Linked DNA regions of Homo sapiens: region 2 is linked to region 1. A link is a contact called in ENCODE Hi-C or POLR2A ChIA-PET data. All regions are on one chromosome and are shown on one strand. The core of a region is the stretch at or near the end of the contact, and the rest is flanking DNA. Distances in the headings are between cores, read along the strand shown. Region 1 overlaps SIPA1L3 (signal induced proliferation associated 1 like 3). Region 2 holds the start of RAB4B-EGLN2 (RAB4B-EGLN2 readthrough (NMD candidate)).

Region 1 (7,286 bases), core at 2,092-4,591:
CCAGGCCCAGAGCAGTGGCTCACGCCTGTAATCCCAGCACTTTGGGAGAACGACGCAGGCAGATCATGAGGTTAGGAGATTGAGACCATCCTGGCCAACATGGTGAAACCCCATCTTTACTAAAAATACAAAAATTAGCCGGGCATGGTGGCACGCGCCTGTAATCCCAGCTACTCAGGAGGCTGAGGCAGGAGAATCGCTTGAAGCAGGGAGACGGAGGTCACAGTGAGCCAAGATTGTGCCACTGCACTCCAGCCTGCCAACAGAGGGAGACGCCTTCTCAAAAAAAAAAAAAAAAACTAGAAATATAAAAAGAACTGATAAAATCATAATCCCTGTGGGAAGCAAACATATTTCTTTTCAGGAGAGTAACAGATAAAATTGACCAAAATTATGGCTAGAGAGAATCTGAGTAATACAAACTAGCAAATTTGATTTTAAAAGTTCATATAGAACCCCTTGCCAGAAAACAGATGAGATTAATTCTTTATAAACTATCCATGGGATGGCCATAAAAATTGATCCCATATTAGGAAAGAAATTTTCTTGAATTCCCCAAAACAGATAATTTTCTATCAGAATACTTTCATGCTAATGCATTTACATGAGAAATGAACAATTCTGGAAAAGGGTATAGAGAATTCTATCTAACTCAATGGTTCTCAACCTCAGCTGCATGTCACAATTACCGAGGGAGTCTAATATATGCTGATGTCCAGGCCTCACTCTCAGAGAATCTGATTTCACTTGACTGGGCATCTTACTTTTCAAGGTTCCCCGAGTCTATTTTATGATATTAAGAAATTACTATTAAATGCTGGCCGGGCGCGGTGGCTCACAACTGTAGTCCCAGCACTTTGGGAGGCTGAGGCGGGTGGATCACTTGAGGTCAGGAGTTCGAGACCAGCCTGGCCAACATGGTGAAACCCTGTCTCTACTAAAAATACAAAAATTAGCCAGGCGTGGTGGTGGCACATGCCTGTAATCCTAGCTACTTGGGAGGCTGAGGCAGGAGAATCACTTGAACCTGGGAGGCAGAGGTTGCAGTGAGCTGAGATCGGGCCATTGCACTCCAGCCTGGATGACAGAGTGAGACTCTGTCTCAAAACAAACAAACAAACAAACAAAAAGAAAGACAGAAATTACTATTAAATGCTTTAGCTGTGATAATTATATCACCGTTGTGTTTCTAAAGAGAAATTTTCTCCTTTTATCTTATTTTTTTGAGACAGGATCTTGCTCTACCACCCAGGCTGGAGTACAGTGTCATGAACATGGCTCACTGCAGTCTTGACCTCCCGGGCTCAAGCAACCCTCCTGCCTTAGCCTCAGACCACAGGCATGCACCACCATGCCTAATTTTTAAAAAAATTTTCTGTAGAGATGGGGTCTTGCCATGTTACCCAGGCTAGTCTCAAACTCCATCCTGTCTCCACCTCCCAAAGTGTTGAGATTACAGGTATGAACTACTGCATTCAGCCTCTTCTCCCTTTAGAACTATTTACTGAAATATTTATGGGTGAAGGGAAATATGATATATGGTACTTGCCTCAAAACAATGGGCTGAGGAGTGGGCAAAGTCAGAATATAAACAAAATAAGCTTGGTCACACCTGGATAATATAAACTCCACTTCTTATATGTTTGCAATTGTTCATACTAAAAAGTAAAATTAAAAAACAAAAACCAAACCCAACAACTCAAAAAGCTTCCAAATTGACTGAAATATGTAGCTAGAGCTACATATTTAAAGTTTGGAAATTTGGAAAGACTTCTGGGTATGTCTTAAATTAAAGAGAAAATCAAAAGTCAAAGCTGCTAACCAGACTTCTGGAATGGGGAAGTGGAGAGGAGCTCAGAAAAGTATTTCCCACCAAAATCAACAATGAAAGTAGACAGAATTGCCAAACACAACCATTTGAGGATTCTAGAAATCAACCAAAGGCATATAACTACCCAAGAAGCAGTTACTCAAAAACTCAATAAATAAACGCTGAACTTCAAGTAAGAACAGTGGGAACATGTGGCGTTTAATTTGGGGTTCCTCCCATCACACGCACCAGCTCCATCAGTTTGACCAAGGCAGAGCAAGCCATGAAAACTTTGTGGCTGGACTGGGGCCTAGTGCCAAACAAATGGGGAAGACCAACATCACAGCTAGACTGTGGTTACGATCTGGCTGGAGCCAGCAGCAGGCCTGTAGACCAGCCAGAAATTTAGCAGGAAGATCCAGGGAATGAGATAGCCACACAAGGCCTTGGTAAGGTCCCATGCAGCCCTGCTGGTCTGGAACAATGTGCATATATACAAGGTTGCACACAAGCTCCAGAGAGACTAGAGGGGGCCCTTGCTGTCCACACATCCCTGGCCCAACATGAGGCCTTGAGAGTGTGCAAGGGAGACACCAGATGGCCAGGCAGAAAGTAATGGCTGGGGCCGACTCAGGAACTGCTTGGAAAAAAAAAAGGAAGAAACTGAACTTTGAAAATATTCCCCAACCCACAGACACAGATCCATTGGCAAAGGATGGAAGCTTTATTGGCTCAAGGTGTTTCAGCACAACCTTTAATCTGACCACTAAACCATGCTGAACCAAAGGCAACCCCTAGTAAGTTATGCTTAAAATTAAAACAATTTTTTTAAAAGAGAAAAGAGTCTATACCACAAGGGGACAAACTCCAAAGAATTAGCCCAGGATACTCAGTAAACAAAACAAAAGGAGAAAAATGGCAACGGCAACCATGGCCTGGAAGGTAGAAATCAGAATCCACAGCTGCTACAGTGTATGATCTAAAATGTTCAGTGTTCAACAACAAAACAAACTGAGGCTGGGTGAGGTGGCTCACGCTTGTAATCCCAACACTCTGGAAAGCCAAGGCAGGAGGATCGCTTGAGCCCAGGAGTCTGAGACCAGCCTGGACAAGATAGGAAGACCCCATCCCTACACGTATGCATGTGTGTGCACACCCTCGCCAAACACACAAAGCTGGGCATGGTGTTGCATGCCTATAGTCCCAGCAACTCAGGAGGCTGAGGCAAGAGAATCATTTGAGCCCAGGAAGTCAAGGCTGAGAAGAGCCATGATCCTGCCACTGCACTCTGGCCTGGGCAACAGAGTGGAACCCTATCTCAAAAAAAAAAAAAAAAAAAAAAAGGCCGGCTGCAGTGGCTCATGGCCAAGCACGGTGGCTCACACCTGTAACCCCAGCACTTTCAGAGGCCGAGGCGGGCAGATCACCTGAGGTCAGGAGTTTGAGACCAGCCTGGCCAACATGGGGAAACCCCATCTCTAGTAAAAATACAAAAATCAGCCAGGCGTGGTGGCGCAGGCCTGCAATCCCAGCTACTCGGGAGGCTGAGGCAGGAGAATTGCTTGAACTCCGGAGGCGGAGGTTGCAGTGAGCCAAAATCGTGCCACTGCACTCCAGCCTGGGCAACAGAGTTAGACTCTGTCTCAAAAAAAAAAAAAAAGAATGAAAGAAAAATTGTGAGACACACAAACAGTAAAATGTGACCCATACTCAGGAAATGAATCAGTTAATAGAAATTGCCTTCTAGACGGCTTACAAGTTACATTTCAAACAGCTATTATAAGTATGTTCAAAGATAAATAAAATAACATTTAAAGAATTAAAGGAAAGTAGAAATAATAAATAGAAATTAGAAAAAAAGCAATGGAAATTCTGATAACTGAAATAAAAAATTCACTAGAGGGGCTCAACGGCAGATTTGAAAAGAACCAGTGGGCTTAAAGATAGATCAAAAAAAGTATATAATCTGTACAGAATTTAAATAATCTGTAAGAAAGATTGAATACGAATAAACAGGCCTTCAGAGACATGAGGGACATCATCAAAGGCATCAAGACAGACATAATGGGAGTCCTATGAGAGGAGAGAGAAAGTGCCAGAAAAAAAAATCTGAACAAGTAATAGCCCAAAACATCCCAAATCTGATGGAACACATTAGTTTACACATCCAAGAAGGCCAAGAAACTCCATATACAATAAATAGAAAGAGAGCCACACTGGACACAACGTAGTCAAATTGGTTTTCGTGTTGTTTTGTTTTTAAACATAGTCAAATTGTTGAAAGACAAAGACAAGGAGAAAAGCTTCAAAGTAGGAAAAGAAAAAGTCTACACACAGGGAGCATCAGTACAAATGACAGCTCATTTCCCACCACAAACAATGGAGGCCAGAAGACATCAGGATAGCATTTTCAAAATGCTGAAGAAAAAAAAACTGTCAAATAAGAATTCTATAGCCAGCAAAACTATCCTTCAAAAATCAAGGTGGAGAAGGGCACAGTAACTCATGCCTGTAATCCCAGCACTTTGAGAAGCCCAGGTACGAAGATAACTTGAGGCCAGGAGTTTGAGACCAGCCTGGGCAACACAGCGAGATCCCCATCACTAAAGAAAAATTTTAAATTAAAAAAAAAAAAAAGGGTTGGGCACGGTGGCTCACACCTGTAATTCCAGCACTCTGGAAAGCCAAGGCGGGTGGATCACTTGAGGCCAGGAGTTCAAGATCACCCTGGCCAAGATGGTGAAACCCCATCTCTACTAAAAATACAAAAATTAGCCAAGTGTGGTGGCGGGTGCCTGTAAGCCCAGCTACTCAGGAGGATGAGGCGGGAGGATCCCTTCAACCCAGGAGGTGGAGGCTGCAGTGAGCCAAGGTCACACCACTGCACTCCAGCCTGGGTGACAGAGCAAGACTCTGTCTCAAAACAAAAAAAAATATATTTTTTTTTAAAATTGGCTGGGTGCAGTTGCTCATGCCTGTAATCCCAGTACTTTGGGAGGTCAAGGTGGGAGGATTGCTAGGGTCCAGGAGTTCAAGACCGGCCTGAGCAACATGGCAAAACCTCATCTCTACAAAAAATTTAAAAATTAGCTGAGTGTGAGGCTGGGCGCAGTGGCTCACGCCTGTAATCCCAGCACTTTGGGAGGCCAAGGCAGGCGGATTGCAAGGTCAGGAGATCGAGACCATCCTGGCTAACAAGGTGAAACCCCGTCTCTACTAAAAATAAAAAAAAAAAATTAGCCAGGCGTGGTGGTGGGCACCTGTAGTCCCAGCTACTCGGGAGGCTGAGGCAGGAGAATGGCGTGAACCCAGCAGGCGGAGCTTGCAGTGAGCCAAGATCATGCCACTGCACTCCAGCCTGGGCAACAGAGCCAGACTCTGTCTCAAAAAAAAAAAAAAAAAATTAGCTGAGTGTGGTGGCGCGCACCTATAGTCCCAGCTACTCAGAAGGCTGAGGTGGAGGATCGCTTGAACACAGTAGGTTGAGGCTGCAGTTCAGTGCACTCCAGCCTGTGCTACAGAGCAAGACCCTGCACCAAAATCAATCAATCAAGGCAAAATAAAGGCATTCCCAGACAAAGACTGAGAGAATTCACTGCTAGAAGATTTGATCTGTAAGAAATATTACATAAATCCTTTAGGCTGAAAGGAAAAGAGGCCATATAACTCCAATTTACAATAAGAAAGAAAAAACATGAGAAAAGGTAAATACATGGGCAAATATAAAAGATGGCATAAATACATTTTTTCTTTTCTTCTCGACTGATTTAAAAGATGTAAGATTTCATAAAATAATTATAAAACCATACTGTGGGGCTTGTAACATGTGACAATAATAACACAAAAGAGGGAAAAGAAAATGAAACTATATTAGAGCAAAATTTCTATATTTAACTAGAACTAAGTTTTAATATTAATCTGAAGTAGGCTGTGATAAATTTAGACGCATGCTGTGATCCCTAGAGACCCAATTAAAAAAAAAAAAAAAAGAAAGTTTTTTAAAACCCAACAAAATAAAAATGAAACACTAGAAAATATCTGCTTATCAGAAAGACGGCAATAAAGGGAGAATAAAAGGAGGAAAAAAGATGTGAGGCATACAGAAAACAGCAAAAATGACAGATGTTAATCCAAACACACCAACAATCACATCAAACGTCAATGAATGAAATTTACCCTTTAAAAGTGTGTAATTCACCATCACCACAACCTGAGCTTAGAAAATTTTTATCATCTCCAAAATAAACTCTGTACTCCTAGCAATCACTTTCCATTTCCTGTTCACAGCATCCCCAGCCCTCAGCAAACACTAATCTATTTTCTGTCTCTGTAGATTTGCTTACTCTGAACATTTCATATAAATGGGATGAAGCAAGATGTGCTCTTTTGGGTCTGGTTTCTTTCATTCATGTGTGTTTCAGGGTTCATCCATGTTGTAGTCTGTATCAGTACTTCATTCCTTTCTATGACAGAGTAATATACCATTGTGGGTCTATATCGCATTCTGTTTAGCCAATTATCAGTTGATGGACATCGGGTCATTTTCACTTCTGGGGTTACGAATAACGCTACTCTGAACATGTATGCACAAGTAATTATGTGAACATATATTAGTATTTGAGTATATACCTAGGAGTGGAATTGCTGGATCATATGGTAACTCTATGTATATATTTTTTTGAGTAACTGCCAAATTGTTTTCCAAAATGGCTACACCATTTTACAATCCCACCAGCCATGTATGAGGGTTCCAATTTCTCCACATCCTGGCCAACACTTGTTATTGCCCATCATTTTGGCTCTAGCCATCCTAGTTGGTGTGAAATAGAATCTTGTGGTTTTGATTAGCATTACCCTAATGATAATTATATTGAGCCATTTTCATGTGCTTATAGGCCATTTGGATGTTTTGGAGAAAGAGCCATTCAAATCCTTTGCCCATGTTCTATATTGGGTTGTTTTTATATTGTCAAGTTGTGAGAGTTCTTTGTATATTCAGCACATAAGTCCTTTATAGACATGATTTGCAATTATCTTCTCCCATTCTACGGTTTGTCTTTTTATGTTCTTGATGGCATCCTTTGCATCACAAAAGTTTTAAATTTTCATGAAGTCCAATGTGTCTATTTTTTTCTTCTGTTGTTTGTGCTTTTGTTCTTTCTTCTGTTGTTTGAGCTTTTGTTCTCACCTAAGAAACCATTGCCTAACTCAAGGTCACAAATATATAATCTTATGTTTTCTTCTAAGAATTTTATAATTTTAACTCTTACATTTAGGTCTATGATCTACTTTGAGTTAATTTTTGTATATGGTGTGAGGTAAGGGTCCAACTTCATTCTTTCACATGTAGATAAACATTTGTAGTTTTTGTTTTTTGTTTTCAGACAGGGACTCACTCGGTTGCCCAGGCTGGAGTGTGGTGGCACAATCATGGCTCACTGCAGCCTTGATCCCTCTGGGCTCAGGTGATCCTCCC
Region 2 (7,286 bases), core at 3,293-5,792, 2.8 Mb before region 1:
GCTCACTGCAACCTTTGCCCCCCGGATGCAAGTGATTCTCCTGCCTCAGCCTCCCAAGTAGCTGGGATTACAGGCATGCACCACCACGCCCGGCTAATTTTTGTATTTTTAGTAGAGATGGGGTTTCGCCATGTTGGCCAGTGTGGTATTGAACTCCTGACCTCAAGTGATCTGCCCGCCTAGGCCTCCCAAAGTGCTGGGATTACAGGCGTGAGCCACCGTGCCTGGCCCTATTTAATTCCCTATTTCTGTCTTTTTTGTTTGTTTGTTTCATCTCTGTGGCTCTCTCATGCTTACCTTTGCCTTCCCATGCATTTGTGCATTCATTCATTCAACATTTTCTGAGCAAATCTCCCCTTTGCCTGGCCCTGCCCAAGCACTATACAACATCTGCTTATCCTTCTCCTGCTGTGTCAGGTGGAGTCTCCTTCCCAGTGTAGCCAATTCTGCATTCTCTGTCTCACCAGTCTGGGTCCTTCTGGAACTCATGCAATCATTCCACAGCATTTACTAAGCACTCACCGTAAACCTAGCCCATGCTACACACCTGTCTATCCTTCAGCCCCTCTCTCTGCCTTTGGGCTCTGTGCACCTCAGGCAGTTAATCCATACGCAAGAATTAACTCAGCAGCTACTAGATGCTGCCATAGATCACACTTTTCCGTGGACTGAATTCCCTCTATTTCTCTCCCTGCTCTCTGTTTCTCCGACTCTCCTAAGGTTTTTTTTTTTTTTTTTTTGAAACGGAGCCTAGCTCTGTCGCCCAGGCTGGAGTGCAGTGGCGCGATCTGGGCTCACTGCAAGCTCCGCCTTCTGGGTTCATGCCATTCTCCTGCCTCAGCCTCCCAAGTAGCTGGGACTTCCAGCGTCTGCCACCACACCCAGCTAATTTTTTGTATTTTTAGTAGAGACGGGGTTTCACCATGTTAGCCAGGATGGTCTCGATCTCCTGACCTCGTGATCCGCCCGCCTCGGCCTCCCAAAATGCTGGAATTACAGGCATGAGCCACCACGCCCGGCCTCTCCTAAGGTTTCTATGTGTCTATCAACTTTTCTGCTCTGCAGGCATTTCCTGAAGACCTACAGTGTGTTGAGCCCTACGCATTTCTCTCTCTCTCTCTCCCACAACACGTCCATTTCTCCATCTCTCTTTTGGAAAGATGGGATTTCACAATGTTGCCCAGGCTGGTCTCAAACTCCTGGACTCAAGCGGTTCTCCTGCCTTGGCGTGTGTGTCTTCAGTTCCCTATTTCTCACTGTCTCTCTTTCTGTTCCATCTCTGTGGCTCTCATGCTCACCCTTGCCTTCCCGTAAATTCGTGCATTCATTCATTCAACGTCCAACTACACCTGTCTGACTCACCCTGTCTCCCTCTCTGCCTCTGACCTCTGTTTCTCTGTGTCTCCTCACCTCCCTTATTTATTTATTTATTTATTTATTTATTTATTCATTTATTTATTTATTTATTTATTCAGAGACAGAGTCTCGCTCTGTCACCCCGGCTGGGGTGCAGTGGTGCGATCTTGACTCACTACAACTTCTGCCTCCCAGGTTCAAGCAATTCTCCTGCCTCAGCCTCCCAAGTAGCTAGCATCCACCACCACAGCCTGGCTACATTTTTTGATTTTTTTTTTTTTTTTTTTTTTTTAGTAGAGACACGGTTTCACCATATTGGCAGGCTGGTCTTGAACTCCTGACTTCAAGTGATCCACCTGCCTCAGCCTCCCACAGTGCTGGGATTATAGGTGTAAGCCACCGTGCCAGGCCTCCTTACCTCCCTTATCATTCTCTTCAACTCTCTTAGTCTCTGTCTCTCTTGCTCTTTTCCTTTCTGAGTGTGAGTCTCTCAAGTTTCCCCTTCTCTTTCTGTTTCGGTGTCTCTCAGTCTCCATCCCTTTCCCCACCCCCAAGCCACTTTTCTCTATCTCTTTTTCTTTCTTTGAGATGGGGTCTCACTATGTTGCCCAGGCTGGTCTCAAACTCCTGGGCTCAGGCAATCTTCCCACCATGGCCTCCCAAAGCACGGGGATTACCGGCATGAGCCATTGCGCCTGGCCCCTACCTCTTTTTCTTCCACCATCTCTTTATCTCTCCAGTACTCCCTCTCTCCTTGGATATATATACCTGCTAACTACGGTGTCTCATCTCTCTCTGTCTGCCTTGTCTGCCCTCTCAGTGTCTCCAAGTGACTCTACACACACATCTCTCTCTTTCCTTCTCACTCTCTCTCCCCATCACCCTTGGGAGCCCAGCCCACCTACCGAAACCGCTCCTGGCCAGCCGTGTCCCAAATCTGTAGCTTCACAGTCTTCCCACCCACGTTGACCACCCGGGATCCAAACTCCACGCCGATTGTGTGGTTGGAGTCCTGTTTGACTGGGAGTAGGAGGAACAGAAGGGGCAGTACAGGGAGAGAGGAGACAGCTCAGAGGATCCCCCATCCTCCAAGGCCCTCTCAGTCTCTACAAACCCATTCTCCTTGCTGGAGTGACTTGAGGTCAAGGAGAACCTAGTAAAGGACATACGACAAAGCAAGGACCAAAAAGCCAGCACTGGACTTGTACCTATGGCCAGCCCTGCCCTCCCCACCGGCTGCCCACCAGCCCACACCATGCGCATAAACACAGCTCAGGGTTCCCAGGACCACTGCGGGAAACTCACACTTATTCTCAATGAACTGATGAAGGAGACATGATTTGCCAGTTCCTGCACTGCCAATCACCAGGAATTTGAAGAGGAAGTCTGACCAGATGGAGCCAAAATCAGGGATACCCACAGGGAGAGAAAGATACAGGGAAAAAAGATGGATTCCAATCCAATCTCTCTCTCTAACCATCACAGTTAGAGGGAGAGAAACAGACATAGGCAGAAACAAACCAATAGGTAACAGTAACAGATAACTCTTATGTAGTACTTGCCATGTGCCAGGCACATTCTATATATTTTTTTTCAACTTTTATTTTAGATTCAGGGAGTACATGTGCAGGGGTTTTTTTGTCGTTGTTTTTGTTTTTTTGAGACAGAGTTTCACTTTTCGTTGCCCAGGCTGGAGTGCAATGGCGCGATCTCGGCTCACCGCAACCTCCACCTCCCAGGTTCAAGCAATTCTCCTGCCTCAGCCTCCCGAGTAGCTGGGATTACAGGCATGCGCCACCACACTCAGCTAATTCTGTATTTTTAGTAGAGACGGGGTTTCTCCATGTTGGTCAGGCTGGTCTCAAACTCCCGACCTCAGGTGATCCGCCTGCCTCAGCCTCCCAAAGTGCTGGGATTACAGGCATGAGCCACCGCGCCCAGCCCACATGTGCAGGTTTGTTACATGGGTCAATTGTGTGTTGTTGTGGGCCAGGAACAGTTCTAAAGGTCTTTACTCACATCAACAGCTCACATCATCCTCAGGAAAACTCTATGAGGGAGGTAGACTAAAAATTATTCCCATTTTCCGGATGAGGTAACAGGCCAGAAAGGTTAACTGACTTGCCCAAAGTGACACAGCTGGGCAGAAGTGAGATTCAAACCTAGGCCAAGGGCTCCAGAGTCCCAGATCTTAGCTATTTTGTCGCTAAAGTCTCTTGAAAGCTATTTAAACAAGGACTACGATATAGCCCTTGTTCCTCTTCACCTCCTACCACCCTCTGACTCATTCACTCCACTATAGCTCCTGACCTTCAGTCTATTCCCTGAAAATGACAAGCTGGTTCTCACCTCAGGGTCTTTGCACTCTTCTCCCTTCTCTTCTATATTTGTTGAGTGAATGCGGCTCCCTCTGACTCCTAAACCTGCACTTCCCCTGCCTCCAATCACCACCTCCTATGGTGCATCCCTACTGATTTTCCACTTCCCGACCTCTCCTTCCCTCCCTCTGCCCAGAACCCGGCTCCATTCTCATGCATAAGTCCCACCCTTTGCCACTAAGTCCTGCCCCTAACTCAAGGACAGCCCATCCCCAAACCCATTCCAGAGCTCTCTCCAGCCAGATCAGCCCCAGGGTCCCGAGCTTCCATTCAGTGTTCCCTCTAGCCCATAAGCCCGACTCCTGCCATTCATGCAGTCAGCCCCGCCCCTTCACTCAGGCTCCGCCCAGATCCATTAAGGCCCACCTCTTCCCTCAGGGCCTCCCTGAACCCCTCAGGACCAGCTCCCTCAAATCCCGCCCCAGATCTATTTAACCCACGCACCAGACCCTCAGGCTCCACCTAAATCGATTAAGCTCAGCCTCAGACCCACTAAACCCCTCCCAGCATCCACTTAGGTCCTGCCTCCATCACACCAGACCCCGCCCCCTGATCTACAAAGCCCCGCCCATTCCCACAGGCCGCATCCTCCCTGGGCCCAGACCCAGGACCCCAGCTTCGTCCACCACCCTCACCGTAGGTCTCAGCCATGACTCGGTCGCGGCCGCTGAGGGCCGCAATATGGCGCCGCGGCCGCGCCTGCTCCTCGGCTGGCAGCCGCTCCACTCCGGCTACAGCCCCGGCTCCTTCCTACTCCCCGGGCCCGGCACCGCCACTTCCGCCTCCGCCCCCCTCCGGCGCGACCCGCTCCGGCAGCTGGATACCAGGCGACGCTTTCCGAAGGGCGGGATTGGCGGACTCGCGGGCAGGGGGCGGGACAAGAGGCGCGGATTGGTGGCGTGAGAAGGACCAAGCCCAAAGGGGCGGGGCCGAGCCCAGCGATTGGCTGAGCAAGTGGGAAGGGACGTGCAGAGCTGCTTAGCTGAGCCGAGGAACGGATTTAGTCTGGAGTACGGGGGGCAGAGTCGAGTCTCCGGATTGGATCGGAGCGGACTTGGGGGAGGGGATACAAATGCAAAGAAGGGGGCACGGGCAGGATTGACAGAAAGAGGCTGGAAGAGGAGCTGATCTTGAGCTGGCGGGAGCGATTACTGTTCTCAAAGGCGAAAAGGAGGAAAACTGGGCAGATAGGCGCAGGTTACTTCCCACCTCCCTTTCCAGATAATCTTCCAAGAAAACCTTTACTGTGCGATTTATATCCTCCGCGTAGTCCGATTGGCTCCCTCCCACTGGTCTAGAGAGGACACTACAATCCCCTAGTTGGGCTGCTTAGGTTTTCCTTTGCTTGTGTCCGAAACCTAAGCTTAGGAGCGCTCCTACTGCACAGGGCTTTCATCAGTGAAACTCTGCCTAGCAACCACTGACGTTACCACAGGCAGCGGGTTAATTGGTTAGATTCAGCAACCTAGAGAAACATTTCATTTGTACAGTCCCCACCCTACCCTACCCCACCCCAAAGACCACGGAGACGAGCCGTTTGCACTGGGCTGATTGTATTTGCATAAAGCCAAGGAGGGGAAACGGCAGGGCCAGCGGTAGGCTGAGCTCACTGGCAGTAGAAATCCCATTTCTGAAAAAGAGAAAGGGGAAACAGTGGAAAGAAAACCAGCGGTCACACCACAAAGGATCTAGTGGTTTTAGCAAAGGCTGCAGCTGCAGGGCCCAGGTCTGGCCACACAAGTGCTATGCAAATTAGCCTAGAGCCCTCTAATCTTTGCACCTCCCAACTGGACCCATTTTACTGGTGAGAAAATTGAGGCAGGGAAAGAATTTCTCCCAGCGCACATACCTAGGCTGCCAGGGAGCCAAGTGTGGGAGCATTTTTGCCCATCCCCACAACCTAAGGGTCCTCCCCCCACATTTCTTGCCAGCCCCCATGACACTCACGTCTGTCTTCACATCGACTTTGCCAGGTTTCAGGGTCTGGTCCTCTCGGACAATGCTACTGGGGAAATAGCCCAGGCGAGCAGCCAGATCTCCATAGTAATCTCCCTGAACCTGGGGAAGAGGAGTTAAAAGCTAGGGTCTGGGAAGATGGCAAGCTTGTGCCTGCTGAAGGCCTTTGCATTCTCCCTTCTCCCTGATCTCCACATAACTGCTCCATCCTTGTCATATGAATCTCAGCTTAAATGCCACCTGTTCAGAGGCCCTTTCTGAACACCCAAGTAAGTCTCTGTTAATTCTCACAGCAGCGCATATTTGCTTTTATTATTATTATTATTTTGGAAACAGGGTCTCATTGTGTCGCCCAGGTTGAGGTGCAGTAGCATGATCACGGCTCACTGCAGCCTCAACTTCTGGGATCAAGCAATCCTCCCACCTCAGCCTCCCGAGTAGCCGGGACCACAGACACATGCCATGAAGCCCAGTTAATTTTAAATTTTTTTTTATAGAGATGGGGGTCTTGCTATGTTGCCCAGGCTGGTCTCGAACTCCTGGGCTCAAGCTATCCTCCCAACTTGGCCTTACTTGGGATTACAGGTGTGAGCTACTGTGCCCGGCTGCTGCTATTTTTTATGCCTTGCTTTTTGTTCATTTCCCTCCATTAGAATAAAAAGGATCATTTGTTGTTGTATCTTGGTGTCTAGAACAGAACGTGGGACCATATCAGGTCCTAAAATTGGTAAATAAAGTGAAAATAGGCTGGGGGGCAGTGGCTCACACCTGTAATCCCAGCACTCCGGGAGGCCAAGGCGGGCAGATCATGAGGTCAGGAGTTCAAGACCAGCCTGGCCAATATGGTAAAACCCTGTCTCTACTAAAAATACAAAAATTAGCCAGGTGTGGTGGTGCATGCCTGTAATCCCAGGTACTTGGGAGGCTGAGGCAGGAGAATCGCTTAAACCCAAGAGGTGGAGGTTACAGTGAGCCGAGATCGTGCCATTGCACTCCAGCCTGGGTGACAGAGCAAGACTCTGTCTCGGAAAAAATTAAAAAATAATAAGCAAATAAAATAAAGTAAGTAACAATATCCCCCCACAATGTCTATTTCAGTTCACCCCCCTCAAATCTTCCCTTCATGGGGATAATGAGTCTACCCCAGCTCTGTACCCTTCCCTCTTTCACTCTCCCAAGACTCACGCTGCCTCCCCAGAAGAGCCGCCCACGGCCCTTCAGCTTGGAGAAGACATACACCACTTGGCCCCGGTGAATGGTCAGGAATCGGCAGTCGGGGGCCATGTAGTCCTGAAGGGCCACAGCCATGGAGATAGGGTCTAGGGAAGGAATAGAAGGGAATGCAGCACCCTCCACACAGGCTAACGCCCAAGCCCCCAATTCTCCCCTCCCCATTCTTACGGCTGCACTCCTGGTCCGCACACAGCTTCCGGTCAGCCAGCTTGGGCATAGGACCACCCCTGACACCAGGTCCGGAGAAGGCAGACAGCAAGATGATGACACCAAGGCACACCAGGGACCGGGCCATCGTGGACTGTGAGCAAGAGAGTGAGCAAGGGGGTGCTGGGGTCTCCAATTTCCTCCCCTCCCTCTCTC

The links. A loop is a pair of places that touch in the nucleus more often than their neighbours do. ChIA-PET counts read pairs that join two places held with the same protein, here RNA polymerase II (POLR2A). Pooled maps may share reads with other maps.
Region 2: a pooled map shows a loop between it and region 1 (2.8-fold over the local background). The contact joins the promoter of RAB4B-EGLN2 here to the enhancer-like site in region 1. A Hi-C loop is called at or near these places in 1 of 50 pooled maps. POLR2A ChIA-PET finds 5 or more read pairs at or near these places in 2 of 52 experiments (GM12878 and activated B cell).

Annotation. Positions count from the first base shown.
Region 1 is chr19:37,958,331-37,965,616 of GRCh38, reverse strand. All of the region lies in intron 1 of SIPA1L3 (signal induced proliferation associated 1 like 3), which reads right to left. Among named protein-coding and RNA genes, the nearest start is that of SIPA1L3, 55 kb to the right of the region's middle. RefSeq lists an enhancer at 2,139-2,639 and a silencer at 3,113-3,362. Within about 2 kb of position 3,341, at least 5 of the 41 ENCODE cell types and tissues checked have a DNase peak (open chromatin) inside an H3K27ac peak, as active enhancers do.
Region 2 is chr19:40,775,475-40,782,760 of GRCh38, reverse strand. It overlaps RAB4B-EGLN2 (RAB4B-EGLN2 readthrough (NMD candidate)), which reads right to left and starts at 4,542. Exons shown (of 12, transcript NR_037791.1): 1 at 4,370-4,542; 2 at 2,662-2,742; 3 at 2,262-2,376. MIA (MIA SH3 domain containing) reads right to left here and starts at 7,240. Exons shown (of 4, transcript NM_006533.4): 1 at 7,092-7,240; 2 at 6,876-7,009; 3 at 5,682-5,792; 4 at 5,271-5,364. The coding sequence starts at 7,218. The coding sequence ends at 5,341. RAB4B (RAB4B, member RAS oncogene family) reads right to left here and starts at 4,514. Exons shown (of 8, transcript NM_016154.5): 1 at 4,370-4,514; 2 at 2,662-2,742; 3 at 2,262-2,376. The coding sequence starts at 4,385. It overlaps MIA-RAB4B (MIA-RAB4B readthrough (NMD candidate)), which reads right to left and starts at 7,224. Exons shown (of 10, transcript NR_037775.1): 1 at 7,092-7,224; 2 at 6,876-7,009; 3 at 5,682-5,792; 4 at 2,662-2,742; 5 at 2,262-2,376. RefSeq lists enhancers at 2,912-3,443, 4,331-4,400 and silencers at 4,461-4,700, 5,251-5,380.